Regions from separate parts of the Mus musculus genome. Here region 2 is linked to region 1. Evidence: chromatin contacts called from ENCODE Hi-C or POLR2A ChIA-PET data. All regions are on one chromosome and are shown on one strand. The core of a region is the stretch at or near the end of the contact, and the rest is flanking DNA. Distances in the headings are between cores, read along the strand shown. Region 1 holds the start of Sfr1 (SWI5 dependent recombination repair 1). Region 2 holds the start of Stn1 (STN1, CST complex subunit).

Evidence for each region. Hi-C counts contacts between places; a loop is a spot of excess contacts on that map. ChIA-PET counts read pairs that join two places held with the same protein, here RNA polymerase II (POLR2A).
Region 2: a map of heart shows a loop between it and region 1 (11-fold over the local background). The contact joins the promoter of Stn1 here to the promoter of Sfr1 in region 1. A Hi-C loop is called at or near these places in 7 of 37 maps with a recorded cell type or tissue (Patski, heart, left cerebral cortex and 1 more). POLR2A ChIA-PET finds 5 or more read pairs at or near these places in 2 of 5 experiments (Patski and embryonic stem cell).

Annotation. Positions count from the first base shown.
Region 1 is chr19:47,728,770-47,736,557 of GRCm38, forward strand. It overlaps Sfr1 (SWI5 dependent recombination repair 1), which reads left to right and starts at 2,987. Exons shown (of 4, transcript NM_026377.2): 1 at 2,987-3,052; 2 at 3,861-4,219; 3 at 4,750-5,142; 4 at 6,055-6,819. The coding sequence starts at 3,040. The coding sequence ends at 6,249.
Region 2 is chr19:47,534,060-47,541,847 of GRCm38, forward strand. It overlaps Stn1 (STN1, CST complex subunit), which reads right to left and starts at 3,060. Exons shown (of 10, transcript NM_175360.3): 1 at 2,755-3,060; 2 at 2,137-2,312. The coding sequence starts at 2,290.

The sequences.
Region 1 (7,788 bases), core at 1,737-4,236:
GCTAGGATATAAAAACTGCGAAAGCTGCAAGGTTAGAAGAAAAAGAAATCGACTGAACATTTCAACTGTGCTTAAAATACCTTTATGGTTGCACAGGGAAAAAGAGAGAGGCAGGGAGCGTGGGGGAGGGAGAGGGAGAAAGACTATATAATATTGTTTTCTTACACTTAAAAGTGAATAATAAACCAAACCTTCATAAAGATTCCTAGGTCCGTGTCATCACCCATCAACAGTTTGAATGGAAGACACATTTTACCACTCCCTGGTGAATAATAATGGAGTCAACGGTAGCCTTGGGAATCGAAGAAACTGAAAAACACAGAGAAAGTCTGACTTCGGATGAAATTAATTACTATTATCCCTGAATCCTAGGACAAGTCTCCCATTGTTCTCTGTGGTAGGGTAAGGAGTCTTTGTTCCCTGGCTCACAAGGAAGCACTTTTAACTACTTGAAAATTTCATACGAAAATAAAAATGTCCTCTGTGACAAATACCAAACTCTTTGTAGGCAAATAGATTTCAGGTCACTAAAGACATGAAAATATTTCTCTAAAGACACATGGAAACTATAATGGTTACTTTTAGTCCCCGTCGCCCACCCTAAAGCTAACGGTCGAACCCAGGGCCTCATGAATGGCAGGTAAGCATCCTATCACAGAGCTGTGTCTCCATTTGTGTAGGGGCAATTTATACATATTCCAGATCTTTTGCATTAAATTGAGTATGGGAAGTAAAATACAAACATATGGGAAGACCATTGACACAGCACACAGAAGAGAGAATGGCCAACAGACACACATTTCCGAGCTAACAGGTTTTCCTGAGAGCTAGTTCAGAGGTCCTTGGAAAGCTTGGCCAGTCTTATTTTAATACATCAGTTTCATATAAAAACAAGTCAGAACATTTGCAAGGCAAGATGTTGTTTTCCTTTATGTAGTCAGTAAAAGCATAGCTCTAAGATTAGGCTGTAATAACAAAAGAATTTGGGAGCAGCTGATTTTAGACTTATAAAAACAACTCACCCTTACGCCTCAAGGCATCCTGAATATGAAGTGTGCTTTGTGCTTCAAGTGTCAGGGCAGGTAAGTCTGCCCTTTTTTGTAATGAGAGAACTCATAGGAAGGAAAAAATGAGAAGAAATGATTTCACAGACTGATCTGTGAGTTGGTGAGTAACACTTGTACCATAAAAATCATGCATTCTACTGCCTTCCCCTTAATCTCAGCACTCGGGAGACAGAGGCAGGAGGATTTCTGTGAATTCCAGACCAGTCTGGGCTACAAAGCAAGGTCCAGAACAACCAGGGGAGTTACAGAGGAACCCTGTCTTAAAAAACCATCAAACAAAACAACCTCCTGTCCCCAAGTAATGAATTCTGTTCTTGCTGTTTCTTAAACATTTAGGAGTGGAACATTAATTTATTAATGGTCACATGTGAAGGCTTGACGTTTTCTGGTATTTATGGCTTAAGTTGTGTGGACTTTTAGCTATCATAGCACTCTTTTAAAAATCCGTGCTTTTGGGAAAGGTAAGGGATAAAAGCTTGTGAGACATTGCTTTAAGTCAATTAGGGAATGACGAATATGCTTGACTAAATGTTCCTTTGGTGTTTTGCATGATTCTAGCTGCCTCTCATACATTATCATTGAATTTCCCTGTCTCTAGGAGGTGAATATTGTTCTCATTTACCAAGCCATCGAACTGAGGTCCACGGCCACACTACACTCCATTGCACAAAACAAAAACAAACCAAAGAAGAAACCGTGGTGCCAGGACTCTAATCTAGGCAATTGCAACATCTGCAGATCTAATCACCTCATTAAGTTCCTTTAGGTTCTGTATTTATTAACTGACCGCCTAGGAGTCTAATCAGTTCTTTCGGGTTACTTTAAAGCCACTATTAGCAGATATTCGGAAAGAGAGCTGTCCCTTATTACAAACTTCCCAGTGACTCACAAGTTAGCTCAACTTCTCTACACCCACGGCTCCACCCAAGCTAGTTCATTTTGCTGTTGCATAGCAACAGAACATCCTGAACACTAGAAGGCCGTGCAGCCTCCCAGAGTCTAGCAAGGGGCCTCCTGGGGGCCCCCAGAGCCTAGCAAGGGGGCATCCCGGGAGTCGAGCCAGGGTCTAGCAAGGGGCCTCCCGGGGGCCCCCCAGAGTCTAGCAAGGGGCACCCCCAGGAGTCGAGCCAGGGTCTAGCAAGGGGCCTCGGGGGGGGGGGGGCAGGATCAAGCAAGGGGTTTAGTTCTCAAATATCTGAATTCTAGTCCGAACCTGTCGGATCGACCGCGCCCCGCTTCCTGTTCTGCGCCATAATACACTTCCTTAGGTTATTTTTTTCTCAGATTTGACCAAAACATGTGAAGCCAAGCAGAGGTGGGCACAGACCAAAATAAGGGGGCGAGTCCGCAAGGCAGGCTGGGGATGCCCTCTACTGTTTATGCAGAGACACCCACATAGACTCCGAGCCAGCAGGGAGCCGAGCGGGCCCCGCGGTTTCCGGCCCTGCCACGTCTGAGGAAAAGCCTTTGCGGTGGGGAAAGCCGAGCCTGCCAGGGGGCGAGCGCTGCCAGAGGGCGGTGCTCTCGGGCGCGCCACCCTGACGATACCCACCCCGCCCCCAACCCCACCAGGGAAGCTGCTCGGGAAGGCAGCTGGCACCGCAACTCCCAAAGGCAGTGGCGAGCGGAAGCGCGCCCCCCTCAGGCCCCTCCAAGGGCCTAACATCGTTTTTTCCATGGACGCCACCCCACGGCTGGCGGCCGCGCGCGCGTAGCCGAGCCCTGGAGCGCGCCGGCCAGCCCTGCCAATCACGAGCCGCGCCCGCCTCCCGCCAGGCCCCGCTCCGCCCCGTGGCCCAGGCCCGCGGCCCGCCGCGCACGCGCAGTCGGAGCTGTACGGAGCACATCCGCCTGCTCCGGCCAAGCTAGCCAATCGTACGTCTCTTCTCCGGTGAGGCTCCGCCCCCGGGGCGAGGTCAGTGGGCTGCGGGCGCTCCGCTGGCTGTGTGTACGGTGTGTCGCCGCTGTGAGCATGGCTGAGGAAGGTACTGAGCTTTCTCCCTGGGGTTGGCCTGAGCGGCAGGCCTGCGGGTGTCTGGGTATCTGACGGAGAAGCTCTCTCCGGCGTCGCGGGAGCTCGGCCTCCTGCTCTGTGGGATAGAGGGCTTTCTGTGGCGAGGGAGGCGGAGGAGTGGAGGAGGAGGGCTACGGGGTTGCTGAAGAGAAGGGAGCTGGGGGGAGCGCGCTTTCTGTGGTGGGGGGACGGGGTGGGGAAAGGGGGAGCTGAGTGGGGTGCGGGGACGGGGGGAGGGCTTTCTGTGGTGAGGAGGGAGGGGAAAGGGGGAGGGAGAGTGGGCGGGGCTTTGTGGAGAAGATGGACGGGGCTGGGGAGGAGGGCGGAGTCTTTGACCATAGTAAACCCAAAGGGGCAGATGCTGCTTTCTGACACCTCGGGACTCGTTCTTGGTTCTAGGCGCAAAGCTTTTAAGAGTCAAGATTCAGGCTGTATTGCTTTTATTTACGAAATTATAACAAAAATTAAAGTTCTTGACTAGTTATAGTTCCCCTTCCTGAAACGCAAATTTTTGGGGGTGTTTTGAAGGGAAAAAAAGAAAGACAGTGAGATACTAGCTGGTTTATTTGTCGTGAAAGAAACAGGACTTGGTTACTTCCCCATGTGGAGAGGTAAATGGAAAATATGAGAAGAATTAGAATAAATTATAGCTACATGTAATTGGAAGAAATGGCTGACTATTTTTGGTGTTTAGTTCACTGAAGAAAATTTTGTTCAGAAAAATTGAGGTCTGTTTTGAGATAATTTGATTATCATTCGCGTCTTTTCTTTTTGATAAGGAAATCAGGAGTTCACTTCCAAGATGGAAAACTCATCAGATTCAGCATCGACTTCACCTGATGCTCCTCAGCCCAGTGAGAATCCACCATCACCACCGACTTCACCTGCCGCTCCTCAGACCAGTGAGAATCCACCATCACCACCGACTTCACCTGCCGTTCCTCAGACCAGGGAGAATCCACCATCACCACCGACTTCACCTGCCGCTCCTCAGCCCAGGGAGAATCCACCATCACCACCGACTTCACCTGCCGCTCCTCAGCCCAGGGAGAATCCACCATCACCCCCGACTTCACCTGCCGCTCCTCAGCCCAGGGAGAATCCACCATCACCCCATTCGAATAGTTCAGGAAAACAAGTATGGATATCTGTGTTGTCCTCTATCCCCCACCCCCATCTGTTCTGTTCCAGAGTATTCTGATAGTGCCAGTTTTAAGGCTACTGGAGTGTGAATTAATATGTAGCTCATACCTTTCTAACTGCCAAGATTTTCTTCTTGAATCGGTTCATTTTGTTTAATTTCTTATGAGGTTACTGCGATGCTCCAAACCAAGGAAACTTGAATCTGTACAGTATTTCTTAGGGGGAAGTCTTTGGTAGCAGGTCTTCTCCTTAGTTTATAGTTCTGAAGCATTTCTAGTATTATCAGGCAAATACTAGCTGCCAGTGGCAGGCGAAGTGTCTCAGTCCTATTTTAGTTAACCTTGCTAAAGTAAGACTATAGGTAGCCTCTGGATATTAGAGACATTGGTGATGCTCGCATGAGATTTGTGGAAACAGAAAGCCATCCATTGTACCTATCGTAGAAGCATATAGCCTTTATTTTTAATAGATTGACTTACTACAAGAATGTATCCTTAACATTTTTGATGTTTGTGTCTTTTTCAGCCTCTGAGTGGAACACCTAAAGAAAGGTTAAAGAAAGCAAGATCTTCATCTCATTCATTTTGTAGTGTGGTGAAGCGTATGAAGGTAGAGAATGACGAAAATAATGAGACCCTTTCAGAACCAGGAGAATCTTCAAAGGAAGAAAATTGTTCAAAGGCCCAAGAAAGCTTGAAAAACAAAGACAGTGAGCCTGGAGAAAAGAGCTCAGAGGAGAAAAACACGTGTGAATCTAAGTCGTCGGATACTGGGTCATCTAATGCCCTCCCAAAGGAGTCTGAGAATGCGATCATTAGAGAAAAATTAAAACAAGAAAAAATAAGATTGATTAGGCAGGTTGAAGAGAAGGAAGACCTTCTTCGGAGGTTAAAGTTAGTCAAGATGTATAGAATAAAGGTGAGAAGAATCTTAGAACCGTTACATCATTTTTACATAAACTGCGGTAGTTTCTAAATTGGAGATACATTTTAGTTTGATAAACAATCAGCCAGATAACCAGAAACCCGGGTTACAAGAGCTTTGACTGAAATAGAAGTAGTTGGTTCAGAGTGAGGCTGAGGAACCCCTTCAACACGAGGTAAAACTTAAAAGCTTAGGGTTTTGTTTAATGCACAGGTGGAGCGTTTTGGCCTTAATTTCTAGCCAGTAGCAAGATGAGAAGTGAGAGGTGTTCCATGAAGATGCAGGGGGACAGAGCACGATGGTGTTAGAACTAAAAGTGGACCACAGAATGCAAGGTGCTGTACTTTCAGTAACGATCCTGCATAAATGTCAGGCATTTTATTTGGGAAAACAGATTTTAGGTTTCAGCTTACACACGTTGAGTAAAATAGAACATGGATGTCTAGAAGGAGACATTTATTATCTTTGTAGTTCTTACCCAGGTAACACCTCATTTTATCCCAAAACTGGAGTAAGTGACAGAATAGCATGTCTTATATGTGATTTTGAATTTTTAGGACTTTTCTAAATGTAACTGAATAAAATGTTGAAAATACTTTAAACTTGAATATTTTTACCTTTAAGAAGTTTGCGGTACATGGAGACATTAGAAAGGCACAACACAACGTCGTATCTTAAAAAGTATAGTTATATAAAAGGTGTACTGAGAGCCTCAGCTTGTTCTTACATCTAACATGTGAATTTAATAACACTTTTCTAAGGTTAAGGTTTGTCCAGAGCTTGTACTGCCCTTTATACCTGTTACTGGCCTTTAAAGTTAGACAGGAACTAGTTAATTAATTTAGCTACCTTGATGATGTGAGTTGAGCCCCACATCTGATGACTGACTGACTTTTTCTGTTTCAGAACGACGTGACTGAGTTAGAGAATCTAATAAAGAAGTGGAGGAAGTGTGGTCAGCGGCTGCTGTGTGAGCTGCAGTCTATCATGTCGGAGGACGAGGACGAGAAGCTGACGCTCACCGAGCTGATCGACTTCTACGGGATAGATGACAACTTGCTGCACTACAATCGAAGTGAAGAAGAGTTTACAGGGGTGTGATACATTTTCCAGGCTATTTTCTCCCTCTCTTCTTTGGGTGATGTGATCATACCTAGGGCCTCAAAACATGTGCTCTGTTCCTGAGCTATACACTTGGCCCATTTACAGATTGTCTTTGAGAATGGCAATGCAAAGAGAAATGTTTTAAAGGGGAAAAAAAAGATCTAAGCTGTTGTGGCTTAGAGGGAGGAATGTTGAACAGTTTGGGATATTCTGACAAAATTATAAGACGAAGCTTAGTATTTTGGATATGTTTGCTAAAGAAAATATTTAAGTATAAAAAAATTAAAATTGTGTTTAAAAGGAAGTTTGGATAGTTCTAGAAACCAGGGTTAATTCATTGATTTGGGGGGCAAAAAGTTTATATTCAGTATTAGAAAGTAGTATGTTGAATGTCTAAATCTCAAGTGGCATAAATGTAGCCTGCCCTTCCTAAGTTTATGGACCTATGCTCATCTGCTTAACATATCTGTTTGCTAATCTAGCAACTAATTAAACTTAAATGTCTACAGTTTTCTCCAATTTGTTTTCATTTTCCTCATGTACTAAAATGAACATCTGTTTCTTGGGATGCTTCATATCCTTATTTCCTACATGAAGGTGTTCTTGGCATGAACGGTCTTCATAATTCCCTTTGTAGCTTTATCTGTGATGTAAATTGGAACGGTCTGTTGAGTTCAGAGCCATATGTAAAAATGTGGCTTAAGCTGGCCCAGTAGCTGAGAATTTAGAATGAGCCCATGGGGAAAGAGTGTTGCTGTTGCTGTAGCTACTGTATGAACTTGGAAGACACAGGGCTAACATTTTTAAGAATAGCAGGGAGAGCCTTGTGGCCTCCTTCTTCTATCTGCTAATCATTCCTGAAGCCTTCATGATTTCTGCCTTGGGATCTAGCAAAAGTATTCGTTTCTAAATGGCCAGTATTCTAGAGCCTCTCCCCAGAAGTTCGTTTTTATTTGAGCACACTCCTTCCCTTCTGATCTGAAAACCCTTGCTGTTTGATAAAACAGGGATTCAAACCCGTACACACCCACCTACCATATACATGTATAAATTCCCTCTTGCCATCTGTATTTGTGAATCTGTCCTTCCTCTACATAAGGCCATGTTATGCTTGACCTAATTGACTATATCACTAGTTAGTAATGAACTATAAAAACTTATGAACATAACTGCTGTTGAGCAGAAGCTAAGAGGTGTTGGTATCATGAACAGTGTCGATGGGTGGGTTAGAGCCCTTGCAAAGCATCTGTCAGACCACTAAACTGGAAGGGGTTTTTGGAAAGTTATCCTCCAAGCTCAGCTTATCCATGCGTCAAAGCTGAGGCAGCTGAGGAAGGAGCACTCTTAAGGTTAGTGATAAGCCATAAATAGCACAGGATGATTGTCCATTAAGACCAGAATTAGTCTGTTAAATTTAGGACATTGTCTTTTTCATTCAGGCAACTCGTTTAAATGACCTAATACTAGCAAAACCAAATCTAGTATATCCATGGTTGACTCTGCAGTTGTCACAGACCTGGCAACCCCATGCTAAGT
Region 2 (7,788 bases), core at 1,810-4,309, 190 kb before region 1:
AGTAATGGGGTTTCCTATGCTCTTGGAATTCAACAGCATAAGAATAAGATGTTAGCTTCATCCATGAGATTTCCTCTTACAAATGAACATCTGAGACAGTCTCCCCAGAGAGGGAAAGGACCACAGGGCTGGGTCTCACTGCTTTTAACACATCATCACATCCTTTTGCCCACAGGGATGCCCCTGGGACTTGCTTGCTTCCTTACTCACAGATCTTTGAAGAAAGACTGGCATTTGGTGTGAATTAATTTCCTCCCAAGGAGATGAGCTATAAAGAACACCAGATAATTCTGGAAAATTCTGGAGGAGGCTGGCTGCCTTCCAAGTGAAAGGAAAAAAAAATCCACAGACTAAGTTCAACAGTTGGTAGGGAGCAAAGGTGTAGGAAAAGACTTCTGTACAAACGGCTTTAGAAGGTCATCCAAGCACATAAAATGGACCACATAAACCTCTTTTCATTCAAACTGGGAATATTTGATAGCCTGACTTTTTTTTTTTTTTTTTTTTTTTGACTCAAAGCTCGTTGTTCAGAAGGTCCCTGAATGGAAACTTCACAAAATTGCAAGGGGTTTAACCAAAGTTCTCACAAAACACAGTAAACTCCCAGAGGACTACCCACAGCCACCTAAATTATTCCAATCTATATATTTGTTAAACTTTCAGGTATAATAATCATATCTCTAGTAACCAATACTTTAATTTTTAAAATTGTGGCTGAGGAGATGGTTCAGTTAGTAAAACACCTGTGGCACTCGCAGAGTGGCCTAAATTCTGACCACCGGCCCTCACAGAAAAGCCCAGCTTGTCTGCATATACTTGTAACCCTGTATGGGATCAAGCAGACATGAAAAGATCTTTCAAGCTCATTGGCCAGTCAGCCTAGTGAGGTGCACCTTTAATCCCAGCACTTGGGGAGGCAGAGGCAAGTGTTCGAGGCCAGCATGGTCTACAATGAGTTTTAGGACAGCCAGGGTTACACAGAGAAACTTTATCTCAACTTGCATGCCCCTCCTCGCCTGCCCCATAAGGTGAAGGGCTGGAGAAATGGCTCAATGGTTAAGAGCACTGGCTGCTCTTCCAGAGGACCAGGGTTCAATTCCCAGAACCCATTTGGTAGCTTAAAACCATCTGTAATCCCAGTTCTGGGGAACCCCTCTTTTTCCCTCTGAGGACCCCTCCACAGACATAGTACACGACAAAACATCCAGACACACAAAATAAAAAATATGTAAAAAACAAAATTTAGAAAGTGAAAAATCGGGCTGGAGAGATGGCTCAGCGGTTAAGAGCACCGACTGCTCATCCAAAGGTCCTGAGTTCTAATCCCAGCAACCACATGGTGGCTCACAACCATCTGAACAGCTACAGGGTACTCATATACATAAAATAAATAAATAAATCTTAAAAAAAAAGTGAAAAATCGAGTAAGACACCTAAAGGTGCAAACATGAGACTCCCATGAGCATGTACTAGTATACGCACATGTGCTAAACAACGCTTTACAGTTTCCACTGGAGTTTCTCAAGGGCCCACCTACTGCAAGCAGATGCTGTCATAACTCACAAATAAGCTAGGTGACGTCCTTCCTCCCAGGAGTTTCTATTACTTCGAGATTAACTCAAACTAAAACCAACCCCCACATGTTTACTGAGAGGACACGGACACTTTGCAGAAAGTGAGTCACATAACCAGAAAGGTAAGTCCCACATTAAGACTTTGGGAGCCTGCCTATCTAGTCCACTCAAAAACAGGCTCCCAAAAGGAGCCTAGGTATTTTAAAGTATGGAATACCTTAAGCACATGTGGTTTTAGTTATGTATTTTATTGAGAAAAGCTCTTATGTAGCCCAGGCTGGCTTTGAACCCTTCATCGTCTCTATTTCCATCATCCGAGCGTTGGAATCTGGTTATGTACAGGTTGGGAGAAAGAGCTCAATGCAAAGCTCAAAGTTTGATCAACTTCAAATTCTTAGGTTGTCTTTAATTTGCACAAAAATCACAGTAATAAACTCTTTCCAAGGTTGAGGCTAGATAACTTTCAGACAGGGCTCTTTAGATGCCCTAAGCCTCCGGCTTTCTGTATCTTTGAGGGTCAGGGTGCAGCACAGGGCGTCCGTTAAGCTGACAGGCCACATACCTGGCACTTGTTGGGACTCCTTCATCTCCAGGATATCCTTGATGTAGAGTTTTGCAAAGGCTAGAAACACAGGATCCAGACCCCAAAAGAGGGGCGGGATCTCCTCTTCCCTTGGACTGGATTCACACTCCATCAAGAGGCAGGGCTGTGGCATCTGCTAACCCAGAGCCAAGACTCTACAAAAGAAAACAAAAATAAGGTTTTAGGGTGTTTAGTGTGGGTAACGGTCATCCAGAAGTCTTAGGAGGGTAACACAGGGGTTCAGGACCCTGTCAAACTTCATGCCTAGCAGATGGCAAAGTCCTTGTATGAGGCTCCTTCGGACGAAATACCAACTGAGAATCAGTTAAACACCAAATTTTCTTTTCAGACGAGGTCTCAGATAGCCCCGGCTGATCTTAATCTAGCTATGTAGTGGAGGATGGCTTTGAACTAGTGATCCTCCAGTACTGGGATTACTGGCATGTCCCATCAGACCTGGTTTATACAGTGCTGGGGATGGAACGCAGGGCTTCATGCAAGGTTTCGTGCAGGCTAGGCAAGTGCTCTCCAACAACTGAGCTACATCCCCTAAATACTAATTCTCCACTTTGAGGATAACCATACACACAGGCGTACCCCAAAAAGGAGTTTTAACGAGTGAATCCGGAGAGTAATGGAGAGAGTCCCTGTGGCCGTGGACTTTGGGGGCCCTGAAGGTGTGTCTATCCAAGCTTCGACCTTTCACCTCTGGGAAGAGCGGAGGAAAGGAAAAAGAGGCAGAAATCAGAGCAGTTTACAACTTCTCCCGAAGCAGGAGCAGCCAGCCAAGATTGCCGAACCAGTTCCGGTTGCGAGAAGGAAGCGAGCACACTCCCGCCGGCGTATTTCCTTCCCGCCACCCGCGCCTAGCTACCGCCAGCCACTCCCGCTGAGGCCACGCCCCCGACGTCCTCCTCAAGGCCACGCCCACCCCACGTATCGGTTCCGCCCACGCCGCCTTCCCGGTCTACATACACCCTGCGCAGGCTCTTGGGGGCTCTCCTAATCTCGGAGATTCCCGAGCCAGCCCGGGAATTCCTGCTGCTCAAATCCCGCCTTCCATGTCACATTTGTCACTCCGATTCCCTCAGACGGTTCCAGGAAATTGGGACGGGATCAAACTTAAATTTTCTTTTTTAAAAGTAGGGCAGGGGGTTGTCTTGACTGATTAAAGCAACAAACAACGAAATTAGGCAATGGGGTATTTTACTGTTTCTTCACAGCTGGTAATGATCCCCTGACATCGTAGGGATGCTACAGTCTCGCTTGCAGATGTTCTGCTCTAAACCTGAGGCCCCGAGAGAATGAGAGGTCTTGTCTCTAACGGAAACCACCCCTATGAGGTTTCCTCCAGGATGTTGTGCCTTTAACTCTTGAGAGACTGACAATTCTTGTATAAACCATGGCCACCTCCTTGGAGCCCTGTCTCCACTGTCTCCACCCATATAAATAAAGACGTTTTTCCCTACTCACAGGGACTCACACGCCTAGGAGAGGGCAGGTCACTCACTCCAGCGGCAAAAGAGGCAGGAGGCCAAAGAGATCATTGCTAAACTATCAGAGAAGGGCTGGGATGGAAACTGGGTGTCATTAGAACCATGGCTTTCAGTTACTGCCCTGGCCACAGAAGGAGCGGACAGTGTCTCCCAGACTCTGTGGCACAGAATGGCTGGGCCCGTGGAGTTTAAGATCTGTGTAAACCCAATCCCTCTCTACTAGAAGAGGTTCTCTCCCAAGGAAACATAGTAGGATGGATGCTTCCAATTCACCTGTCAGGTAGAGAAAGACAGGTTGGGTGACATTCTCAGGACTGCACACCTCTGCGCCAGGGTGGAGTCCAGGGACCAGTCTCCGCTGTCCTCAGAAGTTGAGGTATTTTCAGAAATGACGCTCAGAGCTCTCAGGGCTAGAGCGCTGGACTCTGGGTTTACTGCCAACCTGGGGGAGGGCCACGCCTTGTGGTATAAATAGAAGCAGACTCCCCTGATGTCATCTTTTACAGTGATGGAGGACTCTTTAGAGGGGAGTGTGCCTCTTGATCTGAGCCCCAGACCTGAGGAGTAGATGGTAACGAAGCTGAGGGTGAGCTGTAGAATTCCAGATTGAGGGGTTTGCATGGAGCTTTGTAAAGATCTCAGCCTCCCTCCTGTAGAACTCCCAGACTCCAAGCCTTCCTGGACGATCCTGAAATCTTCAACCCCGCAGGACCAGCACAACACCCTACAACATTCAAGGCCGATCGATATTTTAAAAGTCAATGCTAGGAGCCCTTTCTTTTGGCAACTTGGTGCCAAATAACAAATTTTATAGACTTTTTTTTTTTTTGACAGATAGTATCATTCTTTCCAGAAAGCTAAGGTTCCAGCAAATTCTTCGGAAAACAGCGAGTTTGAACTGTATGTCTTAAATAGGCAAACGAGTATGCTTTGTGATCTCCATCTTTACAAAGATAACAGGGTTTTCTCTACCTGCCCATGATTTTTCTTTTTGAAGTTTAGAATTGTTCAAGATTTCCCTCCTGATCAGACCTTAGTCAGGCTCTTCGACCCTCAACTAGGCAACCTTGGTCTATAAAGATCTGAGCAAGTGCTGACAGAATTTATAACAGCCGCTCGGCACATTCCTGGACCTAGTTCCCCGTGAAGTGCCCCCAGAGAACTCCAGCCTACAGAAGAATTGTTTGCTATAGCAAACACCCAACCACAGGGAGCCATCCCCCAGCCTCTGGAGGAGGGGCGGAGCCTGAATACCATAGGGAACAGTTAACACACTTAGATTAGTTTCACTGCGGTTAAAACTCCCTTCACACTTCCTCCAATTCTCACTTCACTGACTGCTCAAGCCCTGACTCCATTCCACGGTCTCTACTCCCTCATTTTTTTCTTTTAAAAATTCTCACTGATTGAACCCCACTTTTTCTTCTTGTGGATGGTTACTGAACATAATCTGTTTTCACTGTTTTAGCTAATGTCAAGCTGTGTAATGTCAAGCTTTGATATAATAATGACAACTTGCCCAGAGGGCATCTTCATTTCCCTAGTATCCTCTGAGCCCTGCGTGTGTGTGTGTGTGTGTGTGTGTGTGTGTGTGTGTGTGTGTGTGTGTGTGTTTGTGTAAACTAAGATGTCACTGGGGTGAAAGAATGATGCATGTGATCAATTAAACGATAAAGCAAGGGCTAGGGTGTAGCTCAATGGTAGAATGTTTCTCTATGAGTCATGGGAGATTAATGGAGGGGGCTCATTAAATGAGATAATGCAGTATAGTCACAGCTACCAGTAAATGAAATAATGAGGTATAGTAACAGCCAGAACAAAGCAAGCACAGTACAGATGAACTATTGTTTGGATTCACCGAGGATGTGGAATTCAAACTGGGTTTAAAAAAAAAAAAAAGCCGGGCGTGGTGGTGCACGCCTTTAATCCCAGCACTCTGGAGGTAGAGGCAGGCGGATTTCTGAGTTCGAGGCCAGCCTGGTCTACAGAGTGAGTTCCAAGACAGCCAGGGCTATACGGAGAAACCCTGTCTCGAAAAAACAAACAATCAAACAAACAAACAACAACAACAAAAAGGAGGAGCTGACCTTTCCTTTATCGATGAAGCAAATTTCCAAAGCTCCTGTCAAGCCGTATCCTGGATACAGGGAAGGAGGGAGACAAGATGTGAGGGGGGTGAGATGGGTCCTCATGGAGATTCTGTTCCATGAGAGGACAGAGAAACAATGGACAAAGGAAAGTGAATAAAATAACGACAACTGTCACTGTTCTGGAGGACATAGGAAGCGCTATGTTTGCGTCTCATGTATGGGATCTGTTCTCACCAGATGAGATGATGACGGAGATCTGGGGCTAAGGAGTCAGGGGCACCAAGTACTAAGGAGAGATCGTGAGCCAGAAGTGGTGGAGCAGGCCTTTCATCCCAACACTCAGGAGGCAGAGCCAGCCTGGTCTACAAAGTGAGTTCCAGGACAGCCAGGTCCTCTCTTGAAAAAAAAAAAAAGAAAGGAAGAAAATGAAAAGAAAATAGAAAAGATCGTTCCAGGCGGTAGTCAAGACAAGCATGGCCGTCTCAGGGCACAGCCTCAAAGTAGTTCTGTGTTCTAGGAACAGTAAAGAGTGGGGGAGTGTGGCCACTGTGCAATAGGAGGTAGGCAGAAAGCAAGTCCAAGCAAACTGGTGGGTCGTGAACAAGATGGGTTTGTGAGCAAGTCAACCCGACAGCCTTGCTGCAGAAGGCAGTGAGGTCAGGATTCGAGCAAGGTTCTGTTTTGTTTTTTGTTTTTGTTTTTTTTTTTTCTTTTCTTTCTTTCTTTTTTTTTTTCAAGACAGGGTTTCTCTGTGTAGCTCTGGCTGTCCTGGAACTCACTTTGTAGACCAGGCTGGCCTGGAACTCAGAAATCTGCCTGCCTCTGCCTCCCAAGTGCTAGGATTAAAGGTATGCGCCATCACTGCCCGGCTTCGAGCAAGGTTCTGAAAGCTTGAATAAATGTCCAGCCTAACACCCCAGAAATGATGCGAAGGAGCTGCTTTAGACCAGGGCAATGATTTAACAAATCAAAATAGTGGGGCAACTGAGAACTGAGTCGTTGAGGGTACTTGCCACCAAGCCTGACCACCTGAGTTCAGTCTTCAGGGTCCAAACAGAAGTTGACCTTTGACTTGTGGATGTATGCCCCACCTTTTCCTAAATAATGAATAAATAAATGTAAAACAACAATAACAAATGAATTATAGGTCTACCTGCCATATCTGTCATACCTCAAAAATATGTAAAAATGTGTTCTCTACTCAATGAACTGCATCAATTCCTGAAAATTGTATTTTAGGGATATTGACCAACTGATGGTCAAGGAGTTAAAATAAGATATTCGGGACCTCTTTCAGTGGCCTTCATCTATGTCACCTGTTCCCCTACATATGTTCCCCTACATAATTCTGTCCTGTGGGCTCTGAGTTCTCTTTTTCTCCCTCCCTCCTCCTCTCTTTCCTCTTCCTCTTTCCCCTTCTTTCTCCTTCCTTGTTCCTCTTCTCCCTTTCTCTGTTTCCTTTCCTCCCTGCCTCTTCCTCTCCTTCCTTTTCTCTTTCTCCTTCCCTCCCTCCATCCCTCTCCCCTCTTTCCAGCATGTATCCTCTTTGGAAAAAATGGCTTCTCTGAAGACCTCCACCCTTTCATCTCTACCTAGGGGCTCACAGCCTCCTTTCAGAGCTGAGTTCCTTGAAGGAGTCCTGGATGCTCTCCGTGGACACTTCCTGATGGTGGCTGTCCAGTTCATCCCAACACAATGGCACACACTTTAAGCTTCAGGTGGCCCCACCCCAGCCTCCCACTTCACTGCAGTTGCTCTCCTAACGTCTGCAGTTATATTCAAATTCTCAAGGGCGAAGGCTGCTCTCCCTGTCAGCACAACCCCACTGTAGTTGCCTTTTTTTTTTTTTCTAGCATTGGACATTGAGTTCTCTCCTGACCTTTGACTCCTGACCGCATCCTTTCTGGGTTCCCTCAGACCTCCCTGTCTCTGCATTATTCTTGTCTACTGCTTATCTCTTACAGAATCCAGCTTGTCTCACCCTAGGCACACTGAGGAGCCTCATTCAAGCTTAGGACTCAACCAGGTCAAGATTCCAGTGACTC